Linked DNA regions of Homo sapiens: all the other regions are linked to region 2. The links are chromatin loops, found by intact Hi-C in ENCODE. Cell type or tissue: Panc1. All regions are shown on one strand. Each heading gives the region's core, and the rest is flanking DNA. Links, peaks and the distances in the headings are about the cores only. Region 1 overlaps LOC105374963 (a long non-coding RNA gene). Region 2 has its middle 160 kb from the start of MBOAT1. Region 3 overlaps LOC105374958 (a long non-coding RNA gene). Region 4 overlaps LOC105374958 (a long non-coding RNA gene).

Region 1 (8,108 bases), core at 2,884-5,383, 240 kb before region 2:
AACATTACCCCCAGTGTTAACTGTTATACTAGCACTAGATCATTTTTAATACTGGGTGTGTTTGGTGGTGGATTTTGATGGTTTATAGCACATTCTCTAAGCTCAATGTCTTCCATCCCTCATTAACTGTCATGGTTTAGTTGTGAACATACCCTGATATCTCTCATTGGCGAGAGAAGGAACAGTGATTTGGCACGTGACTGGATGGAAATGATAAACCTGGTTTATGAACCTATATGGTACCATAGTGTGGCAGTGCAGTTATTTTACTTGATTTTAGCTTTGCTTTAATAATCTACTTTAACAGCCTCTTTAGGTTTAGAACTGATGAATGAGCACTTAAAATAGCGACTTGGACCATTGGAACTTTTATTTTGCGTCTTCTCTAAAAAAATAATCGTTACTTGCTGGAAAAAAATCTGAAGGTGAGAAGAGTGTATAGTCTTTTCCTTGGTGACTAACTTAACTTTTAAAACTTCATTGATTCATTTATTCCTCTAAAATTAATTGAGTACCTCCTATGTGCCAGGTACTTTTTCAGATAGGAGGATGCCAAGAGAAGAAAAGCATTTTCTCTGTCTTCAAAGAGGAAAAGATGAGCATAGTGAATTTCGGGTGTTGTATTTATTCAGCTTGGACGTTTAAAAGATACTTGGCTTTCCCATACTATCTTGACATGCATTTTGTGAGTATTTTTAAAAATTCATTTATTTACTTTTTAAAAAAGAAAACTAATGAATGTATGTGGTTCAAAAACCAAAGAAAATATTTTCCCTTTCATTCTTGTCCTATGTCTGCCTAATTCCCTCTCACACCTTACAGAAGCCACTATTAATTTCTTACCTATCCTTTGAGAGTTATTTTTTTGAATATACTAGCAGATATAAACATATTCTCATTTTCTCCCATTTTTACGCTGTTCTGTATCTTTTTAAAATTTAAAAATATCGGGAGGATATCTTTCTATATGTGCACATTCTGTTTTCATTTTGTTATTCTTCCATAATATTCTATTGTCTCAAAGTACCACAGTGTATTTCTCTTACTGCTATTGATGGTAATTTAGGTTGTTTCCAATCTTTTGTTACGAAATTACATAAACAACCTTGTGCAACATCTGTGTCATTTTGTCCATGTGCACTAGAAGTATTACCTGTAGGATAAATTTCTGCAAGCCAAACTATTGGGTCTTTTAAAGGGTGTATGTTAACATTCTTGATTGTTTCCTTAAGATAAATTCCTAGGCATGAAGTTCCTGGGTTGACTAATATAAATACTTTAAAGGTTTTTGATATTCACTGAGAAATTGCCATCTAGAGAGTTCGTACTGATTCATTTTCTCACTTGCATGGTATAAAAGTACCCATTTCTCTGAAACCTTGCCGGTATTGGAAAATACCTTTTTAAAAATATGTCTTTGTTTACTTCATGGGTAAAGAATTGCATATCTATTTATTACCTTAGCATGCATTTCTATGAATAATGTATAATTTGAACTTTATCATATGTTTATTAGCCATTGCGTGATTAGAGGTTTGTCCATCTCTTTTGTCCAATCTTGAAGAATTTTTATTTTTATTACTGGTTTGTAATACATTAATACACTAATCATAATAATGATCTGTTTATTAAACCCTCGCCTTGTTCCAGGCACTGTGCTAAGCATTTTTAATTGGTCCGATGTATTGTAAATATTTTATCTGAGTTTGGTATGTGTCTTTAATACTTATTTAAACATTATTTCCTCTTAAAAACCTTTAGAAAGCTGTACAAATTATGTGATAAAATAAACTAATCTTTTATGTGTTTTTGTTTGCTCACTTAACACACAGGAAAGTCTATACACTCTAAAATCAGCTTAGCATTCACTTTGATTTTTCTAGTTCCTGTAGGACTTTAAGTAATTTTTAAAACAAATTAATTACTGTATACAAATGGTTAGCTAACTACAATGTAACTAACTTTTTCTGTTTCAAGAAAATATTTTTATACTTTTTAAAGCAATTCTTTTATTATTATTATTATTATTTTTTTTTGCAATGGAGTCTTGCTCTATCGCCCAGGCTGGAGTGCAGTGGCGCGATCGCAGCTCACTGCAACCTCTGCCTCCCGAGTTCAAGTGATACTCTGCCTCAGCCTCCCAAGTATCTGGGATTACGGGCACCTGCCACCATGCCTGGCTAATTTTTTTGTACTTTTAGTAGAGATGGGGGTTTCGCCATCTTGGCCAGGCTGGTCTTGAACTCCTGACCTTGTGATCCACCCGCTTCGGCCTCCCAAAGTGCTGGGATTACAGGCGTGAGCCACCGTGCCTGGCCAAAGCAATTATTTTTACACATATGAATCACTAAAAACATAGGGGCAGGGGAAGGACTAAAACTGCCCATAATCCCATCAACCTGAGACAATCTCTATTTAACATTTAGAGCAAATCTAGTTGATTTTCTATATGTAAATAAATATCCATATACTATGTAATTTTTACAGAAATGGCATTATATTATGCATATGTTTTGTTGCTTGCTTTTTCCCCCTCTTAGCCGTGTAGAGTGAATAACATCTTTTTATGTCAATAACCCCTCACCCTCATCATTATCCATTGTATGGAAGAGAACTCTTTAATGAGATCAATTTCCCCTCCAGAAGCAGGAAACCTGGGCAGAAGCATTCCATGAGAAACCTCACCTGCCTGTTTGATGTTCATCCGTTCAGAATTTCCTAAGGCAGTTTAATCCCATTGTTTCTCAACTACTTTCCGTTTCTTTGAGGGCCTAACAGCCCGCAAGAAAAGGGGAATGCAGTGGTCAATCATTAACCTGCTCCAACGAGAGAGACAACTCAGAAAGAAAACAAAAACACTTTTTTTTTTTTTTTGGCAAGACCTGGTTCAAAATCTTATAGTTTTTTTCCGCGAATTGTTTTCAGTCCTCTTTCCCATACGCCGTTGTCTTTGTCTCCCTAGCCTACACGCACACCTCCCTTCAGATAATTTTTAACTTACGCTCTTTATTTCTTAACAAAAATAATGACATGACTTGCTCTCCCAGAGCTCTGACCTTAGGTTTGTTCTAGCTGCAACACTAGTATAGACCATTCTATTAATTATGAATGTATTCATGTGTATAGAGGCAATGGTAGACCAGTGGTAATGTTACCTTATTCTGGAGACTTACACTTATAAATAAATAATGAGATGCTTCTGTGAAATGCCTTTAGCAAAGGCAGGGGAAAGCATTACTTCTCGAAAGACTGTACATTTGAAAGATTGAAAGGTGATACCAAAGGCTCTTCAATAACATATAAACCACGTCTGTGGAAAAAAAGAAAATAACATGAAAGAAGTGAACTGGAAATTCTATAATGCTAAATTGGGGACCAAAATTTTCTAGATGGCAAGTGTAAAATCTAAGTGAACAGAACAGAGAACCTAAAATAGATTCTTGGAGATGTAGGAAAACTGATCTCTGATCCTGCAAATATCTTTCTATGTTATACATTTAAAATAAATCACTACATTTAAAAATCTGAGATGTTATTTATAATAAAATGCTACATTCCCATCATATCCTGTTAAAGATGGTATTGAAAAGTTGTGTTAAGTAATTCCAATGAGAGATTGGTATGTATGATTGATTGGTTATTATTAAACAGCATTTTTTTCTATCTTAACTAACTTATATTGGGCTTGTGTATTAAGCTAGATATTCAAGTCTAGATACTAATTAAAACAGCTTCATGAAGTATAGTGGCCACTGGCTTCCTGGGAACATTTTTTCTGCGCTGAATATTCTAGTCAGTTTCTAGCAAATAGAAAATGCTTTGTGGTTGCCACTAGAGGGCAAATAGCCTCCTGGACTTCTCTTTGACCAAAGAGTGTCTTGGTCCAAGCAGCCAGAGTTTTAAGGTCTCATATAAACTAGTCTTAAATCTTGCATTGCCGATTGTTAGTCAACTCACCAACTCAGCAAACTCAGAACATTTTAATTTGTTTTAACTCAAAATTTAAATAGGTTCTTTTATCAGTCTACTTACATGGCCCAATCTGGGATGATAGATCTCTTCGCTGAGTGCACTAACTTCTTACCTTCTTATCCTACCCCTTTACAATCTAGATATTAAACCCCACTGCTCAGCCAGCAAGGTGACCTAACTTCACAGCGTTCAACAGCATTCTTAGACCGTAGAGTGACATCAAAGGCATTTCCCAGCCTGATTCGTTTCTGCTTAACTTTCCAATCTCTCCTCCTGCCATTCCCTCATAGTCCCTTTACTCTGCACTACTTCAGAGTTGCTGGCACTTTCTCAAATATATGATGTTATTTCATGCCCTCCTGTCTTTACTCAGGCTGTTACTTCTACCTGGGATGCTGGCACTGCCCACCACACACTGTTGAAGACTCAGTTCAGGTATTACCTATAAGAAAGCCTTATACTCTTTGCTGATCCCCTTTTTCTTTCCCTTCTTTCTTTCCAGAGCAATAGATTTACTTTTCCCTCCTCTATGCTCCTCTAGCATCTTTTACACACCTCAATAATAATACTAACTCTCCTCTTGTGATTATGTCTAGCAGAATATGAATATTCAATCTATTTTGAAATGTCAACTCAGTTGTTTTGTCTTTTCTTTGCTGCATTAGGAATTGTTAGGAGTTCTAGAAGAGGGATGGAATGCAAACAACAACTCCCTTTCTCTCCAGGAAGAAGAGACCTGAAGCCCACGATTGTGGTTTTTGAAGACTGAGCTCTCTGCCCTTGCGTAAGGAGGTCCAAGATTTCTCCTTGATAAAAATGTGGACTGAAATGCTAGTTAAAAGAAGCAATTAGGGCTTTTGGTATAGAGAAATATTTGGAAGCTGAAGAGACTGAGGTGGACTGGAAAAGATTTGGAGATGCCAAACATCACAACTCAGAGACAGGAAAGTGGTCTGAAAATATAGCAGCTGCCTGGAGGTGCCAGGTGAGTGGGCTTGGAGAAGAGCCACGATGAGGGCCACTGTTGGAGTCATACTGAAGAAACTCTTCACAGCCTTCCCCAGAGGACTATGCAGTTAAGCGGCAATTCTGCCTCATGTAGACAAATAATCATGGAAGGTGATTCGCAGCCTGTGATCAACTTCTTTTTTATCCCAGCAAAAATAAGTGATTCCTGAAAATTATCAAAATAATCAAACACAAGGAGAGTCTGAGAAACTGTCACAGCCAAGAGGAATCTTAAGGTGACATGATGGCTAAAGGCAATGTGGTACTCTAAATGGGATCTTGCAAAAGAAAAAGAACATTGGGGGAAAACTACAGAAATCTGAATAAAGTAGAGACTTTAGTTAATAATGTATCAGTATTGGTTTGTTAATTATAATTATATATACCATACTAAGGTAAGATGTTAATAATATGAGAAACTGGGTGTGGAGTATATCCAATGTATCTGTCTTTCCAATGTCTTTGTAAATCTAAAATAGTTCTAAAAAATAAAGTTTATTTAAAAAGAAGGAGAAGGAGGAAAACACAGACTAACCTGTGAGGATGTGTCCTCCAAAACCCTCAGGACACTGGAAGCACCCAGGGGACCTGAACTCATGAATTCCTTGGGTATAGGGATTGATTCATGCTGACATTCTCCATGGCCAGTGCACAGTATCTGGTTTTAAATAGTGGTCAATGCATAGTTACTGAATTAAAATTTATTTCCAGTAAGGAAGACGCAAGAGGCAATAAAGATAATGTTTTTCTTCTGATGATAAATAAAACTGCAAAATATATTTTGTGTACTTAAGTTGATTGAAAATTTTGTAGGGATATCCAGTTCAACAGAGTTCACCCTGACATTTGGAAAAAACTGTGCTCTTAGTGCAGAAAGTGACACAAGACTCCATTCTTTAAGAATACTACTATTTTGCCAGACGTGGTGGCTCACGCCTGTAATCCCAGCACTTTGGGAGGCTGAGGTAGGCGGATCATGAGCGCAGGAGATCGAGACCATTCTGGGCTAACACAGTGAAACCCCGTCTCTACTAAAAATGCAAAAATTAGCTGGGAGTGGTGACACGTTCCTGTAATCCCAGCTACTCAGGAGGCTGAGGCAGGAGAATCGCTTGAAAACCCAGGAGGCGGAGGTCACAGTGAGCCGAGATCGTGCCACTACACTCCAGCCTGGGCAACAGAGTGAGACTCCATCTCAAAAAAAATAAAAAAGAAAAAAGAATACTGCTATTTTTTCTGATGTTCTGATGTTAACCTGGAGGAAAACCATCCTTATAAAAATAAGATATTAAAATCAGGGAAGAAAATACACAAATAGAGATTGGGTACATAATATCTAATAGTTTTAAGTAAAGAATAAAGGTTCAGTTTCTTTTTCATATAAAAGGAAGCAAACATATTAAAATTCTCCTAAGTACTAATATTTTAAGTACATAGACTGAAAATTGAAAGTGTTCATATATTTTTGATACGAAATTGTTCTCTGATGTTTTTTAGTCTAGTAAAAGTCCCTTGACAAATGATAATTATTAAATAGTATTTTATCCATGGTTACTTCAAAATAATTTGTTATATAGACATTGTATTTTTAAAGTTTGTCTATTTCATGATATTTGTCTTTCAGTATGGTAAGGTACAGTAGAAACTTTATACTTAAAAGAAGAAGATGTTGCAGAAAGGAAAGATGGCCAAAAAATAAAGGTTCAGATCATGAATTTGAAAGCTTTCCTCTGTCCAGATTCTCCACATTGACTCAATCAGTTGGGGGTCTTGCTGATGACTCAGGACTCTGCTAAACTGTCTTGCTTATCACAAGGGCGACTATCAGCCACACAAATATAAAGCTGTAACCCTCTCTCCTTGGCAAGGAAGTAAAAACCAAATAGATTTTTAGCTTGAACAGGCAACCCAAACTGATAGTTTATTCTTGACATATTGAGAAAGATAAAAAGGTCATTTTTTGGTATTCTCAGAATAAATCAATGATGTTTTAAAAAGTACTCATGTCCAGATGATGGTAATTACATGAGACAGATGTGGTGTTTCTCTCTCAAAATAAAATAAATGAAAGGAATGAAGAAAAGGAGAGAGGACAAAGAAATGCATATGATTGAAAGCAACAGGGTAGTAAGAGTTCTGGGTGGTATAGAGAGGAAAGAAAACTGAGTAGATACCCTCTCTTCCTGCCAATAATTCTATGAGTTGACTATCTAACCTGCTTTAAGGCCTACTACACTTGTAAGTTTATGTGCCTTTTTTTTTTTTTGAGATGGAGTCTTGCTCTGTCACCCAGGCTAGAGTGCAGTGTCACCATCTTGGCTCACTGCAAGCTCCGCCTGCCAGGTTCACACCATTCTACTGTCTCAGCCTTCCGAGTAGCTGGGATTACAGGTGCCCGCTACCACGCCCAGCTAATTTTTTGTATTTTTAGTAGAGACGGGGTTTCACCATGTTAGCCAGGATGGTCTCGATCTCCTGACCTGGTGATCCACCCGCCTCAGCCTCCCAAAGTGCTGGGATTACAGGTGTGAGCCACCGCGCCGGCTGTTTGTTTAGGTGCCTTTTCTAACTTTCTTAACAACTTCAACAAAAAATTATTATGCATATATTTTAGAAATGAGGATGCTGGAGGGTCAGATTGTTTAGTAACTGATCCAAGGTCACCTACCTAGTAGGAAGCAAACCCAGGGGTCAAATGTAGATCTATTTGATTCCATAAACCATGGAACCTTCTATACTACCTCTCAGAATTTCCCTGTCAAAACTTTTCCGGAATGATTTTGGATTAAAAATTTTGATTGGTTAATTCATAGTAATAAGAGCTACCAAAAACCCAATTCATTGTTGAAACTAATTGAACCTCATCAATTATTTCAACTTTTTTTGTATCTCTAATCTTTGCTATCTTTTGCGATCCATAAAAAAAGATTTTCTTATTTATGCCAAATTCTTTATGCTATACTATGATACAAACCAAATCAATCTGCAATTTATTGCACTGGTCCCATTATGCTACATCCGCATGCAGAATGTTGAAAGCAATGCTCAAAACTCTGATTTTCTGTATATGTTATTTGTGACCCACATAGTGTTTTAATTCTGAACATTTCTTTTGGTTAATTATTATT
Region 2 (8,108 bases), core at 3,644-6,143:
TCAACATATCTTATAATCGTTTTTTGTATTTTGCAGACCATCTGGGCTTAACTGATAGAAAGAAATTCTTCATGAGAATTCTGAAATTTCTTCATCATTCAGTGACTTCTAGGATTTCTAATGGTGAAGATCTTCTCTATGATTCAGGCCCCCACAGAGCACCAGGAGGTTGGGGGACCAACAGCTTCTGGATTCAATGGGCCTCTGATACTGTCAATGTGACCCAGTGCACTTTTGCTAGAAGAGTGGTGCTTTTTCATTAGGAAGCCATCTTGTCCTGAGAATGACTAAAAAAAATTAATTTTCTAAATGTCAGCCCAAACCGGCAAGAATAAATGTGCTGAGTTTGGTGCCAGTGGCAAGAATCTACTTTTTTAAAAATTATCAGCAGTAAGTTAAAGATTGAATGGCAGGCCGGGTGCAGTGGCTCACGCCTGTAATCCCAGCACTTTGGGAGGCTGAGGTGGGTGGATCACCTGAGGCCAGGAGTTCAAGACCAGTCTGGTCAATATGGTGAAACCCCGTCTCTACTAAAAATACCAAAAAAAAGTTAGCCAGGCATGGTGGTGGGCACCTGTAATCCCAGCTACTCAGGAGGCTGAGGCAGGAGAATTGCTTGAACCCGGGAGGCGGAGGTTGCTGTGAGCCAAGATCATGCCATTGCATTGCAGCCGGGGCAACAAGAGTAAAACTCCGCCTCAGGAAAAAAAAAGATTGAATGGCAGTAGAAACTGGACTTTCCTAGACACTCCCTCTGCCCATCCCAACCCTCCAAAATACACACCTCCATACACAAACACACACACACACACACACCACACATCCATGCCACAACACACCCCACCACACCCACAAATGTCACACGTACTTTACTTAATAATTTACCAGATGGAAATTTAAATTATGAGATACTGTCTGTAAGTAAATTAGAGTAAGTCGGTAACTTAAACATATTCACTAAAACCCAAATCCAAACTCGCATTTTGCCACAAGTTACCCTTTACTACCATTTACTCCAAACCATCAGCTGAGGTGTTGGCATCAACAGGACTACCAGAAAAGGGAAGCAACATTTCCTCTGCACAGAGCTTGGGGGCTGGGAGGGACCCTCTTTTACAGGCATGAGTGAAATTAATGTGAAAGAGGCAAGAAATCTTACTGTGCATTCCTGTACATAGTACATTATCTCCTCTCATCTGGAAGCATCTATTGAAGGGCAGGCTACTGTAGAAGGCATTAGGATTATCAAGACAAATTTAAAGAGAAATAGTGTGTTTGAATTTAGCTGTCAGCATTCAAAGCTGGGAAAGACAATAGTTTGATAGATTTTGTAGATGGAGAGAGAGAGAGAGAGAGAGAGAAAGAAAATCTTCTAAATTCTTTTCCTGTATCAGGAAACAAGCCTGAGGGCTCAGGTCTCAGACTTTCTTCTATAATGTAGATAAGATTCCCATTCTGCTTATGACAGGCCATTATGCTTGTTGCCCTAAAGTGGAAAGAGGATATGCCAAAGAGGAAGACGTACAGATAGAAAATTCTGAACCTTTAAGAAAAGTCTAGAGGCTGCCCCCAGAAGGAGATTGTGGGAAGAGGAGATGAGAAAGGCCAAGAAAGCAAGGTCCAATATCAAGGTTCTCCCGGTCCACTCTGGGGTGGAGCAGCTTTTAAAATATCCAGTAAGGGCTGGGCGTGGTGACTTATGTCTGTAATCCCAGCACTTTCGGAGGCTGAGGTGAGCAGATCACCTGAGGTCAGGAGTTCGAGACCAGCCTGGCAACCATGGTGAAACCCCTTCTCTACTAAAAATACAAAAATTAGCCAAGTGTGGTGTCACACACCTGTAATCCCAGCTACTCAGGAGGCTGAAGCAGAAGAATCGCTTGAACCCAGGAGGCGGAGGTTGCAATGAGCCAAGATCATGCCACTGCACCCCAGCCTGGGTGACAGAGCAAGACTCTGCCTAAAAAAAAAAAAAAAAAAAAAAAAATCCAGCAAGGTATACGAGAACCCGCTGGTGGCACCTTCCTGGGGTATAGCAGGGTGTAGTGGCAAGCCTTCCCCGTGGCCCAGGACACAGGCACAGCCTCATCAGAGGAGTGACCTGGTGAGTCTTCTGACATTCCTGTCCCAGTAGCGTGCATGGGGACTCAGGTAACCACATGCCTCACTGTGATGATGCATAAAGAACCCACACAGGCTGGGTTAGAATGAGGATGCTCTCAGGTGGGGGCTTTAAGAAAAGGGACAAATGGTCCAAAGCCAGATGGAACCAGCATTTCTCCATGATCACCAGACCAGGAAGCAGGAAAGGCCAACCACTCTGTCTCAGAAGACAGTGAGGACATAAATGGCCTCACTGCTAAGAGATTGCGTGCCACCTGGGGTGGGTGGTGAGAGCCAGGGGTGGGAAATCTGAAAGATCCAAAGAGGCAGAGCCACAACTACACATCAGACTAGGTTTCTAGAATTTTACTAGGTGGTGTCCCCTGCCCTAACTGCCCCAACCCCTCGCACCTACCCAGCAGACAGGGACTTGTGTGCAAGATGAGAACAATAAAGAGACCTGGTTTTCTTTGAGCAGAAAAGTGTAACATGAGCAAATTTGCCACTTGAGTTCGGCAGCTTCAGGAAGTCTCAATTAGCTACATGTATAGACGAAATATTCTGAACCTTGGAGAAGATGCTACTGGCTTCAAAAAGACAAAATTTTGGCTAGATGCAGCGGCTCATATCTGTAATCCCAGCACATTGGGAGGCCAAGGCAGGAGGATTACTTGAGGCAAGAATTCGAGACCAGCCTAGGTAAAATAGGGAGACCCCCCCATCTCTTTAGAAATAAAAAATAAAATTGGCTGGGCACAGTGGCCTATTCCTGTAGTCCCAGCTACTCAGGAGGCTGAGGTGGGAGGCTCTCTTGAGCCCAGGAAGTCGAGGCTACAGTGACCCATGATGGCACCAGTGCACTCCAACCTGGGCAACAAAGCAAAAGTCTATCTCCAAAAAAACCAAACAAAATTTAATCCTTTGACCATGTGATTTTGTATCGTATGTTATACTATATTATGTATTATGCATCATGTGTATACATTATTTAGACATTTTTTGCTTTTAAATTCTTCAAGTGGATGTGCCTAGGTAGCTGGACATTTTGTCTTCTCGTCCTTCATCCCGGGTCCGGGTCATCCCACACATGCACCACCTCTTGGGCAGATCAGGGAGCTCTTCTGCTCTGTCAGAAATGAGACAGGAATGGAACAACTGGCTGTGTGGTGAGGTAGGGCCGGGGAGAGGAGAAACTCAGGGGTACAAGGGTGAGGGGAGGGAGAGAGACTCCTAGTAAGTCTTCTCATGAGGTCCGAGAGAGAAGCAGCCACATGATGGCTACAGAAACAAGGAATGAAAGCTTTCATGTCTGGCGTGTGGAGCACATGGGGCCATCTGAGTGCTTTCTCCAACCTTGGAGAAGGCACTTTCTAGTCTCTGCACAAGGGAGATTATGAATTATGGATTATGGATTGCAATGGGGATACTTGAGTCAGAGGTAAGAAGGTGAAGTGCATGTCCTACTGGAAACTGTGTGTGTGTGTGTGTGTGTGTGTGTGTGTGAGAGAGAGAGAGAGAGAGAGAGAGAACACGAGTAAGAACAGCAAGACTGGCTAGTAAGAAATCTACTAGGAATGCATTTCTAGCATGAAAGGCATGATCCTAAGATTATACATAAACACAAAGAATCAGCAGCCCAATTACATTTCACCTGTAGTCCCAGCTACTCAGAAGGCTGAGGTGGAAGGATCACTTGAGCCCAGGGAGGTCAAAGCAGCCGTGAGCTGTGGTCATACCGCTGCACTCCAGCCTAAGCGACAGAGCAAGACCCTGTCTCAAAAACACAAACAAACAAACAAACAAAATGTTATTTTATTCTTTTTTGTAATTTGGAGCAATTTTGATAACTAAATAATATTTAATTAACTCAAATTTTCTTTTCTAACAGTTGACTCCAACTTTCTTTTTGAACCAGGAAAGAAATACGTTACACATGGATATGCTAGTCAGAAACAAAAGTCATGGGTAAAGTAATGAATTTTCAAAGTTACTTTAAAACAGGCCCATTTTTGTATATGTATGTGTGTGTTTTCAACCACCATGGCTTCCCAAAATTAAAATATACTGGGAAATGGGGGACTATAGGGATGGGGTGGAGTAGAGATGAACAAACCAACATTTCCAATTCCTGAACAGGATTCCCCCAACTTGCTATTAAGACACTGGGCTGCATGCAGGATTCGGAATGTTCATATATGGACAACCTAATCCATTGTTTTATTTTCACTCCTTCAGCCCAAACAAGTGTCCTCACTCTCTTCTGTCTTGCTTCTGGATCTTAATGTTTGCATGAACAAAACATTAAGAAACGAGAGAGCAATCCAGTGTAGCAAAGCGCTATCGCTGCAAATAGTCATCTTGAGGTTTGTTGGGATTTTCAGAAAGTAAGACACGTTCACGGTTATGAGTGGGCATCCGATTTACCTGCTAGAAATGTAAGTGACTCTTCACATGGGCCCTTTTCTCCAAAAACACCACCTTTCAGAGAGATGAAGTGAAGTGGGGAGACTAAGAATCTAATATTTTCAGCTACATAAATTCATTTCAGCATAAACTCATCTCAGCTTGAAAATCTGAACAATGTAAATTTACTCTCCAGAGAGAAAGATAAAGAGAAGAAACGGCAAGATTTCTCCCTGGAATCTGTTGAGAATAAAGAGGGAGCATGGGTGTGGGGACGTGCATTTTGTGCTGTACCTTTGAAAAGAGAACAGAACACAATGTCCTAAGATAAATCGTCATTTTCTGAAGCCAGCATTTTCTCCCAAATTCTTAAGGAAATGTTGCCACCTTCTGGACAAAAGCTTAGTAAGCATTCACCACAACCCTGCTTTCCAGCTTATTTATAAACTCGTTTACATGAGTTAATAAATAATTTTGCTGTGACTTTTCTATTATTCTACCTGCACAGCACTGATAGCCTCAAAAACTCAAGTCACTATAAAAGCACTAATCATATGCCTAACAGAACAGAAAGCCCACTTTGCCAATTAAGCAGATTCTTCAAGAGAGAAATAATCACACTGACAAAGTTTACCAGATTTTAAAAAATCTCATTCATGGACTTCTTAACTCTTACAGGGTTTGAAGAATGGTGGGTAGACTCTCAACCAGGTTTTCTCTTTACAGTTTTTTTTTTAATTACAACTTCTCTCTTTTAATAATAGGTTCAAATTCATCTAACCAAATAGTCTTGAATTTGATTTTTTTTCAATGTATTTTAAGGTCATCAGTAATATTTTGAGCATTCAGAAACAAAGACATCTGTGCTCATATCCTGAGAATTTGTAAAATGCTCACATTTCTTTACCGTAATGGGTGGGCCCTTCCCATCAGTCAATTCTCATTACCAATGTTTTCAATAAAGCAAGGCAGTTAAGGTGGACACGCTTTATGTGAAGAGCTATGCATTGTGCAAAGAAGGCGCCTGCCCACTTAGTACTGAGCATCTTCCCCATGCTTACGCCTGAGGTTTGCGTCTCCAACGTGGAGGAGTCTGCAAGACGACGAAGTTCATTGCTCTGCTGGATGAGGACCGCATTACTTGATCTTCTCAGCGCTGTTTAAATGTCCAATAAACCCAATGTCCCTCTTCATTCAGGATCTCGCCGAGGGCTTAGAGGAAAGCTGCAGTACTTCTCAGAGAAGCTCTATTCATTTTTCTGAGGATGTGGCTGATGAAATTGACAGCCCTGTCTTCCTCATCCATGTTTTCGCAGGTGGGAAATTCGGTGGTGAAGCCCCAACTTGCGGCATGTCCCTAACACTGCTGATAGCCTTGTCTTCTGTTCTCCAGCCCTTCAGGTGGCTGACCAGGAGCCCTACTGCACGATCTAAGGTGTTAACTCAATTCTGTGCTAGACCGTTGCCTTGGTTTCCCCCACAGTCATTGCAGCAGCGGGCTACATGGCATCTCTGCAAATTAAAGAAGTGCACGGAAAGGAGAAAAGCCAACTGTTTTGACCAAATCGCAGACAGTGCTTTTCCTCATCCACCAGACATGAGAACCAATGGAGGCAAATGGAAAAAAACACATCCTTCTTAGAAATCTTGTTTGGGCCGGGCGCAGTGTCTCGCGCCTGCAATGCTGGCACTTTAGGAGGCCGAGGCAGGTGGATCACCTGAGGTCAGGAGTTTGGGACCAGCTTGGCCAACATGGTGAAACTCCGTCTTTACTAAAAGTACAAAAATTAGCCGGGCATGGTGGTGCGCGCCTGTAATTCCAGTTACTCGGGAGGCTGAGGCAGGAGAATTGCTTGAACCCGGGAGGCGGAGGTTGCGGGGAGCCGAGATCGCACCACTGCACTCCAGCCTGGGCGACAGAGCAAGACTCTGTCTCTAAAAAAAGAAAAAAATGAAAAGAAAAATATCTTTTCGTTTTGAATGGGGAAGCCCCTGGTGCAGAAATGTCTTTGGTACTGGTGATAATCTGGGCCTGTGAGTGCTAAATTGATTCTCTGTCCTGCAGGGGCTGAATATCAAGGAACAAATGCATTAATCATGGGAGAGCCTGTGTGCCAACGAGCATAAAGACCACTGCACCCAGCAGCGGCGATTGCGTGAACCTTTCCACAGACCACACGCTCCGAAGTAGCTCTCTGAAGTCTCATTACTGAATGTGTAGGGGAGGGATGGGGGGTTGCATCTGACTTTCACTGAAATGTGCATTTAGAAATAAGTGTATTTACATTTAGTTTTATGTTTAAAAAGGGGGGTAGGGATGGGGAATCTTTGGGCCACAGTCATTATAGATGAAACAAACACACGGACACAGATAACACACACGCGCACATGCACAAAAGCTTTCGGGGAGAAACAGAAAATAATGTTTTGCAATTACAGTCCACAGCTGCTGCAGTTCCAGTGTGCGTGTGCTACACAGGTGCGGCCATTATAACAATGAATAGCGCACATTAAACGTGCCATCCATAGGGGTAATAATACTAGGGTTGAAAAGGTATTTTCATTTGCAACCTGATGTTAGGCAGAAAATAAAATAAGGCATTTCACAGCCAGCCTGATGGCTCGGCTACCACATGGGAGGCCCAAGCCTGAGATGAATCTGAGACCCTTATGTGTGTGTCTAACAGTGGGAACCTGGCCATGGTTCCTAGAGAGACCGTCAAATTTCTTTCTGTTCTAAAAAGCCTGCTGACCATGAAGTGGGGGAAACTGAGGCTCCACACAGTTTATCCAGTTAGCAGTATCAGCCAGCATGACATCTATCCCTGCCCAGCGCCTACTAGTGTCTGGATCCTAGAAATAGTGTTGGGGGAAAAAATACAGAGAGAGGTTCCCCCATGGGTGGGGAAGTAGAATGGCTCCCACAGAGAAGGAACCCTGGAGGAGGAAGTGGTTTTGAGACAGCTCCCCTTAGGCCCTGTCTCTGCACCATGCCATCACTAAGCTCTACCCCACAACTCAGCAATGTTCTTCCCTGGGACAGCCCCAGAAGGCTTGGCTCTAAGCCCAAAATAGCCGACCTGCTTTGCTCACCTCTCTCTTTAAAAGCCCAGCAGCAGAATGGGCCCTGTATCTCATTTCATTTACTTTCCACAGCTTCTCAAATCACTAAACTCTTCACTCTTGGTGGACAAATTCATCTTCAGGCAACCAAGACATTCATGAAGATTGGCAGTTGGAAAACGCTGGAAAAGAGACAGCTTTGGGTAGTGACAAGAGAGTGAGCTTTAGAATCAGAGGACAAAAGACCCCATCTCAGCACGGCCAGCTCTGTGATCTTGAACAAATTATTTAAACTCTCTGAACCTCTGCAAAATGAGGTTAATAGTATCTGCTGCATAGGGTTGTCGTAAGGCTCTAATGACACCAAGTATGTGAAAATACTTAACGCCAAGCTTGGAACTAGCAAGCACTAAATAAATAATAGAGATTATGAGAGTAACTTCCATTTCTTTATCTCATAATAGAGATTATGAGAGTAACTTCCATTTTCCTGAGTGGGTCTGTGAATAACTTCTAACCCATTCTCAGCAATAAAATGG
Region 3 (8,108 bases), core at 2,038-4,537, 1.0 Mb before region 2:
CTTTTGGACTGGGAAGAGAAGAAGAGTTATATAGCTGGCCATCCCTGTGGGCAACTGGAATTCATTCCTGCTAGGACCCTCTGGGGGAATTATACAGAATAAGTTTCAGAAAATTGTCCTGAGGAATGGCAACTTGGGAATGTTTACCTACTGGCTCCTGCCTCCATTGGTCAAGCAATCCCCCTGGGAGTTTTAGCCCTCCTCACATTTCCAGTTTTGCCCCTGTGTGAGCACAGAGTAGGTTCCTGCAGGCGTCGCACGCAGCAGCCCGCATGGGAGGTGACGCACTCGGAACAGAAGGTGAGAGATGCATGGTGCCAATGAGGAGAGGAGCTCTCAGTCTCAACTTCCCCAAAGCTGGTTTGTCCAGGAATGTTGCTGGAGCAAATGGCAGTTTGAGAGATGGAAGGAGGGGTGCAAGCACTGAATACAAACCCTGGGTTAGGCTTTCTGAAACCTGTTTCACAGTGGCCCACTGCCTACATTAGAATCAACTGGCATGCTCCTAAACTGTAAACTCCTGGGCCATGCCCCAGAACTGCTGCATTGGAATCACCTCAGCTGTGATTCTGGAATCTTCATGTTACATGAACATTGTTAGGTGAGTTATGCACAGTAAAGTTTAAGAACAGCTATTGAACATTTGGATTTGGATTCAGCTGTGACCAGTTTTTGCTGGCTTAAACATCCTGACTCAGGGATACCTCTTTTATAAAGGGCTGATACCATTTCTTATCAGGCGAAGCAGTTGCTAATATTAAGTACGGTGAAACAGGAAGGTGATGGAACAATTATTGTGTAAATGGAGATACACACCCCACATGCTTGTATTCTCCTCGGGGATCTTCTCTATTCCCCTTTTCTCATACCTGCTTCAACTTCGAGCCTTTTGGGTTTTATTGAAATACTCTTGACATTTATGCTTGGACACTTGAAAAGTTTTTTCTCTTTACACTATTAAGCATTTTGTTGATTGACTTTGGCCTTTGTGCTTTCTCCAAATCTGTTCTTTTCCTTACCTTTCTCACTCTTCAGGGTATTTCCGGTCTAAATATTGGCCAAATAATTCTCTACGCTATAATTTATAAAATATTTCCTCTTGGGTCAGGAAAATAAGAGGTTTTATTGCAGTTCAGTTCCAAAAGTAGTAGACAGAGACTGGGTGTTTAAACAGGGCCTGAAGCAAGGTTTTGCCAACCTTTCAGAGGCTGCATAACAAATATTTTTTATTTGCTCCGTCAGGTGTTGGAGTTAGCTATAGCCTCCTGAAGGTCATCTCTGAGCCTTCACTCCCTGTTACTCACACCAACCTTTATGAGTCCCCTATGAAAATAAAATCACCCTAGGAGGGATCATACTAAGCTATAATCAGTTAATACCTTGCTTTTCAATTAACACTCTAGCAGGGATTATTTGAAAGTCGTCTGAGAACAGAAATAGAGGTAGGCTGGCACTTGGAAAGCCTGGTTAGAATAAGAAGAAAGAAAGAAAAAGACAGGAAATCTTTACAATTTTGTTTAAAACTGGTAGGTGGCCCAGGCACTCCAAATCACTTGGGCTGTCTCAGTTTTCCAACCTGTGGTTTAAAGGCACGTGATTGTGAAAATTTGGCTTTTAAGGAGAATCAGGGTCTTCTTGAAGAAACAAACAAATCCAGCAGATCATCCACCTACTCCCTGTTGTTACATATGGTATTATGCCCCTACCAGTGTATGACTACAGTGTATAGAAAGAGAGAGACAGAGACAGAGAGAGAAATGTCTTAACAATCCCCATGCTATCCTTTATTTGCTTTGTGTTCTTTGTGTTTATTGCCAACATAACTTAAAGGTAAGGGGTGCTTAAGTCAACAATATTGATGTGATGGTTGCTACTCTAGTGAGCTACTGGGACAGACCTCATGAGATAAATTACACTCATGAGATACATTCATGTTAGGATTAGGATTTTGAGCCTAGTCCTAACATAAAAAGAGCAGCATCTCCTCTCCAAAAGGACAAAAGCAAGTTGGTTGCTGTAATTTCAGGTAGTTCCTTGTGTGGTTATATTGTACAATCTACCTCTCCACATCTGCCTGATTAATGATTTTTGTTTACTTAATTTTAATACAATAGTACAAAAGAATATATGTGACATATGTATGTTTGTATGTATGTATATATATGTATATGTAAGTCAGGGGTCCTCGACTCCCAGGCCATGGATGGGTACTGGTACTGGTACTGGTTGCTGTTAGAAACTGACATAGCAGGAGGTGAGCAGTGGGTGAGCAGAGCTTCATCTGTATTTACAGCCACTTCCCATTGATTGAATTAACACCTGAGCTCCGCCTCCTGTCAGATCAGCAGTGGCATTAGATTCTCATAGGTGCGTGAACCCTACTGTGAACTGCACATTCAAGGGATCTAGGTTGCCTGCTCTTTATGAGAATCTAATGCCTGATGATCTGTCACTGTCTCCCATCACCCTCAGATGGGACTGTCTAGTTGCAAAAAACAAAAACAAACAGAAAAAAACAAGCTCAGGGCTCCCACTGATTTTACATTATGGTGAGTTGTATAATTATTTCATTAAGTGTTGTAATAGAAATAAAGTGTACAATAAATGTATTAATAATACCCTTGCATCCCCAAATTGTCCCTAATATCCCTGTTCTGTGGAAAAATTGTCTTCCATGAAACCTGCCCCTGGTGCCAAAAAGTTGGGAACTGCTGATGTAAGTTATAAAGTGTGATAGTGTAATGAGCAACTGTGAACCTATCATCCAATCGAAATATTCGAACATGGTTGCAATGCTTCCCTGTATTTATCCCCTGCTTCCATGCTGAAATATTCCCCTCATTTTGCACAAACAGTAACCAGTACTTTGAATTTTGTGTAATTATTGCTTACTCTACTTTTATACTCTTGTCATTTGCTTGTTGGTAGGCCTAAATAACAGATTTTTTCAGTTGTGCTTCTTTTTGAGCAGTTCATTAAACTTATTACATGGGATATCTTCTTATGAAATTTATTGTTTTTCACTTTGCATCATGGTTGTCTGTAGCTATCGTTCAATCGCGTGTTCCATGGAATAGCTATGTCACAACTGATTTATCTATTCTCCTGTTAAAGGAGAATTATGGCTTCCAGTTAGCTGTTGCTGTCATGAGTATACTCTTCTACATCTCCTATTGCACATCTATGCAAGTGTCACTGACACATATACCTAGGACAGAGTTTCTCAACCTCAGCAGTACTGATGTGTGGAGCCGGATAGCTCTTTGTTGTGGGAAACCGTCCTATGCATCGTAACAGGTTTAACAGCATCCCTGGCCTCTACCCACTAGATGTCAGTAGTGTCTCCAAGTTGTGACAACCAAAAATGTCTCCAGACGTTGCCAAAGGTATTCCAGGGGTCAAAATCACTTACCTAGAAATACAGCTGCTGGGTAGAGACAACATGTAAGTATTCACTTTCACAAGAGAAAGCCCAGTTGTTTTCCAAAGTGATTGTAACCACTTAGTGCCTACTGGCTTTCCCATTGATTCACTTCTTCTCTGATACTGGGTATTGTCAGATCTTCTAATCTGAGATAATTAAATAGGTGTAAAACTGTATCTTATTATGGTCATAACTTGTATTTCCTTGATTATTAGCTAGGTTGAGCACCTCATTATATCTGTTTTGGCCATGCTTCTTTCTCTTAACAGTGTTTTGGCTTTTGCCTGTTTTTCCGTTGGGTTGTCTGTTATTGATTTGTAGAAATTATGTATGTATTCTGGAATATATTAATCCTTTGTTGTTAAGTGACTTGTAAATATCTCCCTTTGTTTGCCATTTATTTTTCTTATTCTCTGATGGTGTATTTGCTGAACACAATTTTTAATTTTAATTAAAATATAAAAATTTAAGTTAAATACTACAATCTTAATTTAAATATTAAAATATGATAGGATTTTTTTTTATGGTTAACCTTTTTTACCCCAAGATTACAAAGGAATTTGCCCCTATTTTCATTTCTGGTTAGGACATGAAAAGAATAGCTCCTTCCTGACTTACTCTCTCTTGGATCAATTACTGTGATGGAAACCAGCTGCCATGTCAGGAGTACACTCAGCTGGCCTAATGGGAGGCCCACACAGAGAGGCACTGAGGTCGCCAATCAATAACCAACACCAATACAGCGCAGGTGAGTGGGTACTTTTGGAATTGGATCCTCCAGCACTCATGAAGCCTTCAAATGACCGTAAGTTTATGAGAAACCCTCATTTAAACCTAATACCCAATGTTATAGCATTAAGAGGTAGAACCTTTTGGAAAGTGATTAGGTTATGAGTGCTTTGCCCTCATGAATGGGATCAGTGCCCTTATGAAAAACATTGACCCACTCCCCAAATTCTAGGTTCTCCTATTCTGACCCTCAGAAAATGGCAGGGATAATGAATATTTATAGTCATTTCATAAAACTTTAAGTTTTAGAGTAATTTGCTATTCTGCAATAGATAACTAATACAGCTTCCTTTCTACTTTGCTAATGATCTTTGATTGTGAGCACATTACTTGATCTCTTTGGTGGAAATCCTGCAGCTCAAAAATTGAGAAGGCTTTCTTTCAGTCTGGGTATGCTTTCTGACTATGGCTTCTGTCATTAATAAACTTCTGTTTATCTTGGGTCAGTTCAAGAATTCTAGACTCAGATTCTCTAATATTTGCTCAAGACTTAGTAACCAACAGCATTGCTACTCTCCTGATCTACCCTTAGGTCACCCTGTTCCTCCTGACCCCTGATTGTTCTGATCCCAGTTCTTCACTGCAGTTCATATGGCAGGAATTTGGGGAGAAGGTTTGAAAATCTCCACCAATTTAAAGGCAAACAATGCTTTGAAGACTTTGTCCTATGTAATAGATAGTAACAGGAGGTTTTCAGAGCACCTAGTCAGCCATAGTGCTAAAAGCAGATAGCCAAAAAGATTTTCCCAAGGCCTTCTCATCTAGAGGAATGGAGCAGACAGCTTCTTTTCAATACATGGGCATTTGATATATGTTATCCAGGGCTTGTGGCACCATATGATGAAGTTGAAACCCTTCTTTTAAGCAACCATTGACCTACTGATGGACAAAAACAAACTGGTTTAGATGTCCCTTCAACATGAGGGTCCACAAATTAGACCTATATCTTCAGCCTTCTCAGATAACACATGCTAAATTATTTAGCTTGCTAAGTGCCAAAAATTCAAACCTCTAATCAGTGTCAGTTTTCCCAAGGCAGAATTTCTGGAAACTACTGACCTGGAAATATGATGGGAATGAGGATGGCCTCTGGCAATAACTCTCTTGCCTCTCTACATCTCAGTTACCAAATGTATAAAATGTAGACATGGTTTGAGATGACTGTCAAAATCTTTTCCAGCTCCCACAATTTTTAAAATATCTATAGATAATGTCCATTACCAGTAAAAAAAAAAAAAAAAAAAAAAAAAGATATATCAAATAGACCCCTCCTAGCTATCAAGCTGCTGAGGTGGTCAAGAAAGAATAAAATTATTTCCAAATTGCCAGTTATCAAGTCCACATTTCTTACTCACAGCCTTGAAGACCCTCTCGTTTTCTCTAAAAAGGCCTCAGATATAGCAGCACTTTTCAAATACTTGCTGCTGTGGTGTGAATGATACTGTCCCCCATAAACCTCATATATTGAAACCTAATACCCAATGTTATAGCATTAAGAGGTAGAACCTTTTGGAGAGTGATTAGGTTACGACTGCTTTGCCCTCATGAATGGGATTAATGCCCTTAGGAAAAACGTTGAAGGGAGTGCCCCTGCTCCTTCTGCCATGTGAACATGTAGCACCAAGGCACTATCTTTATTTAGAAACAAGGTCTCACTCTGTTGCCCAGGCTGGAGTGCAGTGGTGCTATCATAGCTCATTGCAGCCTTGAACTCCTGGGCTCAAGGGATCCTCCTGTCTCAGCCTCCTGAGGAGCTAGGGCTACAGGCATGTTCTATTATGTCTGGCTATATATTTTTTTACATTTTATTTTTTGTAGAGATAGGATCTTGATATATTGCCCAGGCTGGTCTCGAACTCCTGGCCTCAAGTAATCCTCCTGCCTTAGCCTCCCAAAGTGCTGGGATCACAAGCATGAGCCACCACACCTGGCCAAGGCTCCATCATTAAAGCAGAGAGCCCTCACCAGACACCAAAACTGCTAGCATTTTCATCTTGTACTTCCAGCTTCTAGAACTATGAGAAATACATTTCTGTCGCTTATAAATTACCCAGTTTAAGATGTTTTGTTATAACTTGAATAGGCTAAAACACTTAGTTATTAGTTAGCACATTAACAGGGAGGCACTTAAAGCTGTCAGAGACAACAGGAATGAGACTCTTGAGTAAGATAAGGGGCAAAAAGGTAGCATTAAAAGAAGTGAGAAGACAGCAAGTCAAACTTTGCTAAATTACTATTTTGCTCAGGGGCCAGCCCTGCTTTCAGAAAGGACTTTATACTCATTTAAAATACTGGTTTTGTATGCATGCACATGTATGTATAAATATTTGTATATTATGTATTCACAAGCAGGAAGAATCCATTGACAATCTGGAGGTTGTTTTGTCAGAGAACTTCTTCAGTGGAATCATGGTTTCTTCTTATCCTTTCTAAGCAAAGGGTATTTTTTGCAAAATGAAGGTGAGGAAGCAACTGGGATTTAGGTCTGCTGAGAAAGGCTTTGTCTTCACTTGCCTGGGTGAGTCATTCTTAAGCTGCTCCCACCTCCACCTGTCCCCCACCACGCTCTCAACTGTTGCCTGTGCTGTGATCTTGACCTTGAGCGCATTCCCTTGAGCGTACCTTGCAGCCCACTCTAAGGGTTGGTGACAAACTGAAAGACAACCATGCACCTCTTACACTCTGTGGTTTCCTTTGTCATGTCACTCATATACTGAATGCATTTCTGATGACTTGTTCAATTAAATGTACCTTCATTTATCTGGTGGCATTTTCTCATAAAATTCACAAATTCCCTTAATTTTGCTGCTTCCCGCATCAAAAACAGAAAGTTGAAGAAAGATTGTAAGGAAGGTTTCACATTAAGGATTCTGGTGACAACAGCCTGGTGATTTTTCAGTCAATCAGGATTTCTTTTAGGAAATATAAAGTAGGTGGATAATTATTTAGTTGAGCTTAAAATGTTTCTTCTGCATGAGTTCCAGAGAAAATGAAGATGCTTTTGTTATTAGCAAAGTAATGAAAGGAGGGCCTGAGGTTCTAGAGGTAGGGGAATTCGAGAGGAGGTGGAATTGAGGGAGAGTTTTTCAATTGTGGTGTTAAGGGAAGGGGGAAATGAAGGAAAGAGAAAGGGAGTAAGTGGCTTTTTAAAACAAAACCTGGAGCATTATGTGCCAAGGAAACTAAAATTGACTGAAGAAAGCTAAGTCTAAAGTTGCCATTAGAAATCGTGAATTCAAAATTCATAATTATAGCAAGTTTGATTTGTTCTTCTAATGAACTATTGAATATCTCATGCCATGGAAATGGTCTTTGATTAAATGAGAGATTTTTTTTTTTTTTTTTTTTTTTTTTAAGACAGAGTCTCACTCTGTTGCCCAGGCTGGAATGCAATGGCGTGATCTCAGCTCACTGCAACCTCCGCCTCCCGGATTCATGAGATTCCCCTGCCTCAGCCTCCTGAGTAGCTGGGATTACAGGCGTACACTGCCACGCCCAGCTAATTTTTGTATTTTTAGTAGAGGCAGGGTTTCACCATGTTGGTCGGGCTGGTCTCAAACCCCTGACCTTGTGATCCACCTGTCTCGGCCTCCCAAAGTGCTGGGATTACAGGTATGAGCCACCGCACTTGGCCTAAATGAGATATTATTAAATGGCAGGAAAATAGTTACATGTACCATCGGGTATACATCTCATTGGGTATTTGCCTGACTATCAAACCCTGGATTCAAGTCTTTCTTTCTAGGCAAACCCTTGACTCACTGGGAAGAGATGCTATGATTCAGGCATGTGAGTATAGAAAATTAAAGTAACATATTTGTTGAGGTAAATTAGCTATCTCTAACATAGGAAGGAGACATTTGTCATTTGATGATGACATATATTCTCCTAGGTC
Region 4 (8,108 bases), core at 2,369-4,868, 1.1 Mb before region 2:
GCCCTTTGAAACCTGGGTTGATGTTTACTAATTAATTTATATAGAATGGTCCCTTAGCAACCATTTCAAACAGGATCTGTTACCTCTGCTCTCTGGGTTTAAAGGAACGCATCCTTTTCCAAGACAACCGTGTTTGTAAAGGCCAGCAGCATGCGGCAGTATTCTAGAGACTGGTATCAAGTGATGCTTCCACAATACTTCAATGATGAAAGAACATCTTAGAAGTTGTGATGTTGCTATTTGATGGTGAAATAAGTTTTTCATATCATTTAATTTGTAGTTATTGTTTTACCAGATGGGAAGACTTTTAAACCAATAAATAATCACTGTCTGCCATGCTGTATATATTTACTTATTTACTGGCTTATTGTCATCTCTCACTTACTCTAAAGTATATAAGCTCTACAAGGAAATGATATTTAGTCTGTTTTGTTCATTGCATTCTCAGAATCTAGTCCCTGGCATAAAGTAGCCACTCAATAAATATTTGCGAGCTGAATAAATGAATACACGAATAAGGATTTTCCCGTATTTTGATAAGAGGATAAAGGACAAAGATAAATAATATTTACAAATTTCTTAAGTCACTCTTTGAAGGGATTTTTAATGAATGATTATAAGTGCTTCCCAGGGATTTACAAATTATAATGGGAATTTGATTTTATTTTCACTGTAGTATGTGTTATGATGGGATCCTCCTATTGTGAACCTTGTCACCTAACCCATATCTCCCTACCCTTACTTATAATGTCTTTTTTCTTTTAATAGATTTTATTTTTTAAAAGCAGTTTTAGATTCATAGCAAAATTTAGAGGAAGGTACAGAGATTTCCCATATATCCCCTGCCCCCACATATGTGTAGCCTTCCCCATTACCAACATTCCTCGGACCAGAGTGGTACATTTGTTACAAACAACCTACATGTCACATCATAATCACCCATAGTCTACAGTCTACATTAAAGTTCACTCTTTCCATCTGGTCCAGGGGTTTATTAGGTTGATAGTTTTTTTTTAATCACTAATGGAATTCTGGAATTCAATATTGTTCTGTTCAGGGTTTCAATTTCTTCCTGATTCAATCTTGGAAGATTGTGTTTCCGGGAATTTATCCATTTCCTCTAGATTTTCTAATTGTGTGCATAGAGGTGCTCATAATAATCTCTAATGATCCTTTGTCTTTCTGTGGGATTATTTGTAAAGTCACCTTTGTCATTTCTGATTGTGCTTATTTGGCTCTTCTATCTTGTTTTCTTTGTTGATCTAGCTAGCAGTCTATTGATCTTGTTTATCCTTTCAGAAAACAAACTTTTGGTTTTGTTGATTCTTTATATGGATTTTTGGATCTCAATTTCGTTCAGTTCTGCCCTGGTTTAGTTCTTTTCTTCTCTAGATTTGAGGTTAGTTTGTCCTTGATTTTCTAGTTCCTATAGGTGTGATGTCAGATTGTTAATTTGAGATTTTTCTAACTTTGTGAGGTAGGTGTTCAGAGCTATCAATTTTCCTCTTAACACCACTTTTGCTGCATCCCAGAGATTTTGATATTGTGTCTCTGTTTTCACTGATTTCAAAGATTTTTTTCATTTCTGCTTCAATTTCTTTGTTTACCCAAAAGTCATTCAAGAGCAAGTTGTTTAATTTTCCTGTAATTGTGTGGTTTTGAGAGGTCTTCTTGGTATTGATTTCTATTTTTATTCCACTGTGGTTCAAGAGTATGGTTGGTATGATTTTGATATTTTTGCATTTATGGAGACTTGCTGTATGACTGAGCATGTGGTTGACCTTAGAGTATGTTCTGTGTGCAGACGAGAAAAATGTATACTCTGTGGTTGGTGTATAGAATATTAAGTGTCTATTATGTCCAATTGATTGTATCAAATTTAAGTCTAGAATTCTTTGTTATTTTTCTGCCTCAATGCTCTAACACTGTCAGTAAGTGTTGAAGTCCCATGTTATCATTGTTTGGCTGTCTATGTCTTTTTGTAGACCTATAAGTACTTGTTTTGTAATCTGGGTGCTCTTATGTTGGGTGAGTATATATTTAGGACAGTTGGGTCTTCTTATTGAATTGAACCCTTTATCATTATGTAATGCCCTTCCTTGTCCTTTTTTACTGTTGTTGGTTCAAAGTCTGTTTTATCTGATATAAAAATAGTGACCTTTGCTCTTTTTAGTTTTCTATTTGTGTGATAGATTTCTCTCTAGCCCTTTACTTTGAGCCTATGGATGTCATTAGATGTGAGATGTGTCTCTTGAAGACAGAAGATGGATGGGTCTTACTTTTGTATCCGACGTGCCACTCTATGCCTTTTAAGCGGGGTGTTTAAACCATTTACATTCAAAGTTAATATTGATATGTAATGTTTTGATCATATTGTGAAGTTGTTAGCTGGTTGCTTTGCAGTTTCTATTGTGTGATTGCTTTATAAGGTGTATGGGCTATGTATTTAAGGTGTTTTTGTGGTAGTAGATATTTTATTTTTATATTTAGAACTGTCTTAAAGATCTCTTGTAAGGCTGGTCTAATAGTAACAAATTCCCTTAGTCTTTGCTTGTCTGGAAAATATATTATTCCTCCACTTATGAAGCATATTTTGACAGGATATGAAATTCTTGGTTGGAATTTCTTTTCATTAAGAATGCTGAAACTAGACATCTAATCTCTACTGGCTTGTAAAGTTTCTGCTGAGAAGTCCACTATCAGCCTGATGGGGTTCTCTTCTCTCTAGCTGCCTTTAAGAGTTTTTTGTTTGTTTGTTTGTTTTGGGGTTTTTTTTTTAGCATTGACCTTGGACAGTCTGATGAATAAATGACTTGGGGATGCTCTTTTTTTAGAGCGACAGGTGTCCTCTGGATTTCTTGCATCTGGATGTCTATCTCTTTATCATGATTAGGGAAATTTTCTTGAGTTATTCTCTCAAATATATTTTCCCGGTTTTTTACTTTTTCTCATGTCTCTCAGAAATCCCAACAATTTGTAGGTTTGGTTGCTTTATATAATCACATATTTCTTGAAGACTTCATTTATTTTTCTTAATTCCTTTTCCTTTATTTTTGTCTGACTGGGTTCATTTGAAAGGCCAGTCTTCGAGTCCTGAAATTGTTTCTTCTGCTCGGTCCAGTCTATTGATAGAATTTTCTATTGTATTTTTTTTTTTTTTTTGAGACAGAGTCTCGCTCTGTCGCCCAGGCTGGAGTGTAATGGCATGAACTCGGCTGACTGTGCCTCAGCCTCCCAAAGTGTTGGGATTTCAGGTGTGAGCCACTGCGCCTGGCCTTCAATTGTATTTTGAAATTCCTTAGGTAAATTTTTCAATTCCAGAAGCCCTGATTGACTTCTTTTAAAAATGTTGATCTCTTCCTGTGTTTCCCGGATTGCTTTAAAAGTTTCTTCTTGTTAATTTTCAACCTTACCTTGCATTTCATTCAGCTTCCTTGCAATCCACGCTTTGAATTTTTTACCTTTTTGTCATTTTTGAGTTTCCATTTTGGTTAGGGATCATTGCTGGAGAGCAAATGTGATCTTTTGGTGGTGTCACTACATTCAGATTTTTCATAGTGCCATAATTTTTGCACTAGTACCTTCTCATCTGGAGACACTGACACTTCTAGTTTTTGTAATTATTTTTGTGCACATAGGAATTTTTCTTTTTCTTTCTTTCCACATAATATTATTGTTCTTTTTTCTTCCTCTTTTGTTTCTTTTTATTATTTTTTCTTTTCCTCTCTCTTTCCCTTCCTCCCTAGGGGCTGAGACTGTAGAGAATGCTGAGTAAGGTCTTTTGGTTTTGCTTCTATAGACATAAGTACTTCTATTGGCAGGTTCTTTATTGGGCTGTGTTGTATGACCTATAAGCCAGTAGATGGCACTTATGAGTAAGTGCTTGCTGTGGCCAGTGTGGCTGAATATACACCTGATCCGTGTTTACTGGGAGAAGCTCTCTGTTACTTCAGACAATGGGCTAATCCATGAAGTGCACAGTGGCCTGAGCTCTCTGCCCAGCCCTGAGGAGACGAGGGGCAAAATGGGTGGGGACATATAAGGCAGGTCTGCCTACAGGTCCTCTAATGGCAGGCACAAGCACCAGCACCAGCACCAGCTCTAAGGGATAATTCAGTAGGCATCCATAAAGCACTTAGAAGCATGCCTAGGTGTGAAGCTGGGAAACTCCCTCAGCCCCAAGTTCTTGCACAGGGGGAGCAGGACAGCCTAAATTCCTAATCCAGAAGAGTGGGTGCTCCTGAGGCCTGGAGAATCTCCCTGCATGTGGAGTGTAGAGTGCCCTCCTGCACCATAATCTCTAGAATTTTTAATATTAATGATTTCCAGCTTATCAATTCTTTATTTCATGGATTATGACTTTGGTGTCGTATCTTGAAAGTTATCCCCAATACTAAGGTCACCTAGATTTTCTCCTATATTATCTTACAGAAGTTTTAGAGTTTTGCATTTTACATTTAGGTTAGTGATTTGTTTCAAGTTTATTTTTGTGAAGGTTGAAGGTTTGTGCCTAGATTCATTTATTTTTTGCCTGTTATTGTTCACTTCGTCCAGCACCGTTTGTTGAAAAGATCACCTCTTCTCCATTGTATTGCGTTTGTTCCCTTTTCAAAGATCAGTTGACTAAATTTATGTGGGTCTATTTCTGGGCTCTCTCTTCTCCTCCGTTGATCTATTTGTCTGTTCTTTTGCCAGTGTCACACTGTCTTGATTACTGTAGCTTTATAGTCCATCTTGAAGCCAGATAGTGTCAGTCTTCCAACTTTGTTCTTCTCCTTCAATATTGTGTATTCTGGGTCTTTTGCCTATCTATATAAACTTTAGAATCAATTTATTGATATTCACAAAATAACTTGCTGGGATTTTGATTAGGATTGCATTGAATTTATAAATCAAGTTGGGAAGAACTGAACTGACAACATGGAGTCTTCCTATTCATGAGCATGAAATATCTTCCATTTATTCTTTGATTTCTTTCATCAGACTTGTATAATTTTTAGTATAGTTTTTTAAATGCCATCTTTACCCAGTTCTGAGGCCCTGCATAAAAGTCAGTGAATTCCTCTTCTTGATCAGCCAAATTAAGTCTATACCCCAGTCACCTCCATTATGGAATTTTCATGAGACTCAGGCCATGATCCCCTTTTGCTAAGCACCTCAGGGACAGGTACCAAACAACTAAAGACAGCCCCTATGCACCAGTGCTTGCTGAACTTATTCAGAGTAGCCAATTGTAAACTCATTTACCCTCTCTTGCCTATTCCTTCCCTTGGAAACCAGCATGTTTGCCCACAGTTCTGCTTTCTTCCTCTGCCTCAGGACTGACCCTGTTGCTTCCCCTGAGTGGTTTTATGTTAGAGGTAGTGGGGTTGGTGGGTATCTGTGTTCTCCCAAGAAAATTGTGTGGGCATAAAACTACAACTCTTTCCAATTAGCCTCTCTTGATCTATGCATGGCCTTACCATACCTCACCCAAGGTAACAGAGTTATTAATGAAACATACCACCATCGCAAGATCTCTCACTGATGTATCGGTGCTTCTTTTTGTGGGCTTACTGTCTTGCTGCTGGAGTGAACTTTGCTGTTCATATGGAAAGCTGAAAGTTCTGGAGAAATAACACCCCCAGAGAATAGCTCTCAGCCAATGGCTAACTGGAATGAGTGTATAAATACTCTAGTTCCCTTCTCCTCAGATCCATTAACTTTGATGCATGCATTTTATGCCACCTCCCAGCCTTTCCCCAGCATCCATCTTCTTACATTGCTAGCTAGATAACCATCTTTATTGCTTGCCTCCTCTTTGCTGTCTCACTTTCCCATTCCCCAACCCATGTTTTCCTTTACCTTATCAGTAAACTACTTGGACCTTACTTTGGTTTTCTGTGGTGGCCATGAGAAATTGACATAACAAAAATGTATTCTCCTACAGTTCTAGAGGCCAGAACTCCTTTTGCCAGCTTTACAGGAGCATCGTTGCTTACCTCTCCCAGCTGCTAGTGCCTTCACAGATAGCTTGGCTTGTGGCAGGATAACTTCAATCTCTGCTTCCATCATCACATTGCCTTCTCCTCTCCTATAGTCAAAGATCCTTCTGTCCCCATTTTCTAAGGGAAATTGTCATTGGACTTAAGGTCCCCTAATTAAAGATAATCTCATTTCAAGAACCTTAGCTTAATTACATCTCAAAGGTTCTTTTTCCAAATAAGGTCACATTCACAGGTTCTGAGCAGATGTATCTTTTGGAGGAGAATGCCATTCAACTCACTGTAGATCTGAATCCTTGTCTAAGTGTATGCTTCTGGAGGGAACCCAAACTATGACTTTTGGGTCATGTAAAATGAGTTTAGATTGTTTCAGTTAGTTAAGAGTTCACAATTTAGTGACTAAGATCCAGACCCATCCTTTCTTCTGTGGATGCTCTCAGAAGACTGCTGTCTGTACAGAGAAATGGTTTCTATTTCTTAGTCTCAACTTGGCTTCTATCCAATTGAAATAAGTAATGAAGCAAATTTTCATTCTTATCTCTAAATGTTTACAGTCTTTGGAGCATTTCTATAGTAAGAGGAGAAGTGAACCTCATTACTCCAGAAAGAATTACTTTTCTTCTTTATCTCTTTTTTATTTTCCATGACATTCTTTCCCAATATATAGAAGCATGTCTGAATCCAGAATCCCCAACCTCTCCTTTTAGGCAGGTCACTTCTCCTAAAGATTAATGCAAATGAAGGTCTTGCACAAATATCTCTAATCAGCGTCAGACAAATACCAATCAGGTTCTTTGTGCTCTGGCTCAGTAGGGTGCTATTAAGATGATTGAAAACCAGACCTGTGCATCCCGCCAGCACTAGTCCTGCCCTGCGCAGTCACATCATGGTGATCTTCTCCACTTTTCTTAGCTGCCAGCCCAGTGTGGTTGATCATCTGGAGAAAAACAATGCGTATTGGGACTCAAACTATGGTGTGGTACAGATTTTGTTTTGAAACCCCACTTTGAAAATATCCTGTCTGTTGTATGTACAGCAAAGACTGCTGATCATAATTAATATGCATTCAATTTTGTTTATGCTTAAAGAAAAGATATATTCAGAAAGCTTACCTGCAATGTACATAAGAACATGTCATAATTTAAAAGCTATCTTGGCATGCTGCGCTATACAGAGCAGGATGCTACATCCCACAGACTACCATGGTGCTTAATTCCTAGCCTAAGAAACAGAAAGAGGGCAAATGTTCTGAAAAATGGACCTCCACCCCAAAATACGTATGAACATATATAATATTATAATATATACTATATATAATGTGACTAATGATAAATATATATAATATGTGCATATTATGTATTACAAACACACATATATACCTATTATATTATGAACATGTATTATATATACACATAATACAGCATACTTTATATATAATATCAGAGCATGTATGTGTTATTTATATATAACTTATTTGAACCTCAATCTCCTCATCTATAAAATGAGGGTTACAATATCTAACTCTATGATTAGTTTGAAGATTAAATTAGTTATATAAATAGTGTACTTAAAGCCTAGCATACAAGAGGAACTCAATTGTAGTGAGTTTCTTTTTCCTGACATTTATGCATTTAAACCAAATACATGGAAATGTAACCAGGTAGAAAAATTTTAATATGTATTACTTTCAATGGTTACCAGAGAAAAGAATCAAGGATCATACTTATTTTCTAAGTGGAAGAGTCTAAATTTATTTCCAGTATATCAAGGCATCAAAAATAATTGAGTTAATTTTCAGTCTTTCTCTGCTTTCACCATATCTATTATTTAATACCATCTATAAATATTCAGAATTCTCTATTTCATTTTTATTCTGAAATTTTCATTCCAGATATTACCAGGTTCAGATCTGTATACATCATCTGTCTTTTTAAAAAGAGACTAATTAATGTACTTTATTAAACTGGACTATTTTTAGGTTTGCTTTTATTTTTAAAATCTATGTTAGTATACACAAAACATTTAGTAAACAGAACCATAAATGAATTATTATTACATTTGTGTAGTGAATTAAAGAAAACTTCAAATTATTTGATATTCCTCCCATCAAGAGTTAAGGTCTAC

Evidence for each region. Peaks named below come from ENCODE experiments on the same cell type or tissue, not always from the same donor. Only the 100,000 strongest peaks of a DNase experiment are listed, where the experiment ranks them.
Region 1: a loop joins it to region 2, with 10 times the contacts of the local background. A loop is called at or near these places in 15 of 110 quality-filtered maps.
Region 3: it touches region 2 in a loop (4-fold over the local background); 16 of 110 quality-filtered maps call a loop at or near these places.
Region 4: a loop joins it to region 2, with 4 times the contacts of the local background. A loop is called at or near these places in 25 of 110 quality-filtered maps.

What each region holds. Positions count from the first base shown.
Region 1 is chr6:19,808,876-19,816,983 of GRCh38, forward strand. LOC105374963 (a long non-coding RNA gene) reads left to right here. Exons shown (of 5, transcript XR_007059488.1): 2 at 308-425; 3 at 530-685; 4 at 4,346-4,407; 5 at 4,638-5,325. Among named protein-coding and RNA genes, the nearest start is that of LNC-LBCS, 8.2 kb to the left of the region's middle. RefSeq lists an enhancer at 2,437-3,002. In Panc1, for the core only: CTCF peaks have their summits at 3,835 (motif pointing right) and 4,037; no DNase peak of the experiment used is centred there; H3K27ac peaks cover 220 bases.
Region 2 is chr6:20,051,691-20,059,798 of GRCh38, forward strand. No RefSeq gene overlaps it. Among named protein-coding and RNA genes, the nearest start is that of MBOAT1, 160 kb to the right of the region's middle. In Panc1, for the core only: CTCF peaks have their summits at 4,904 (motif pointing left) and 5,106; a DNase peak (open chromatin) is centred at 4,911; H3K27ac peaks cover 209 bases.
Region 3 is chr6:19,021,616-19,029,723 of GRCh38, forward strand. It overlaps LOC105374958 (a long non-coding RNA gene), which reads left to right. Exons shown (of 5, transcript XR_001744010.1): 3 at 4,011-4,172. Among named protein-coding and RNA genes, the nearest start is that of TRQ-CTG1-1, 190 kb to the left of the region's middle. In Panc1, for the core only: CTCF peaks have their summits at 3,312 (motif pointing right) and 3,514; a DNase peak (open chromatin) is centred at 3,346.
Region 4 is chr6:18,993,655-19,001,762 of GRCh38, forward strand. All of the region lies in intron 1 of LOC105374958 (a long non-coding RNA gene), which reads left to right. Among named protein-coding and RNA genes, the nearest start is that of TRQ-CTG1-1, 160 kb to the left of the region's middle. In Panc1, for the core only: CTCF peaks have their summits at 3,860 (motif pointing right) and 4,063; a DNase peak (open chromatin) is centred at 3,897.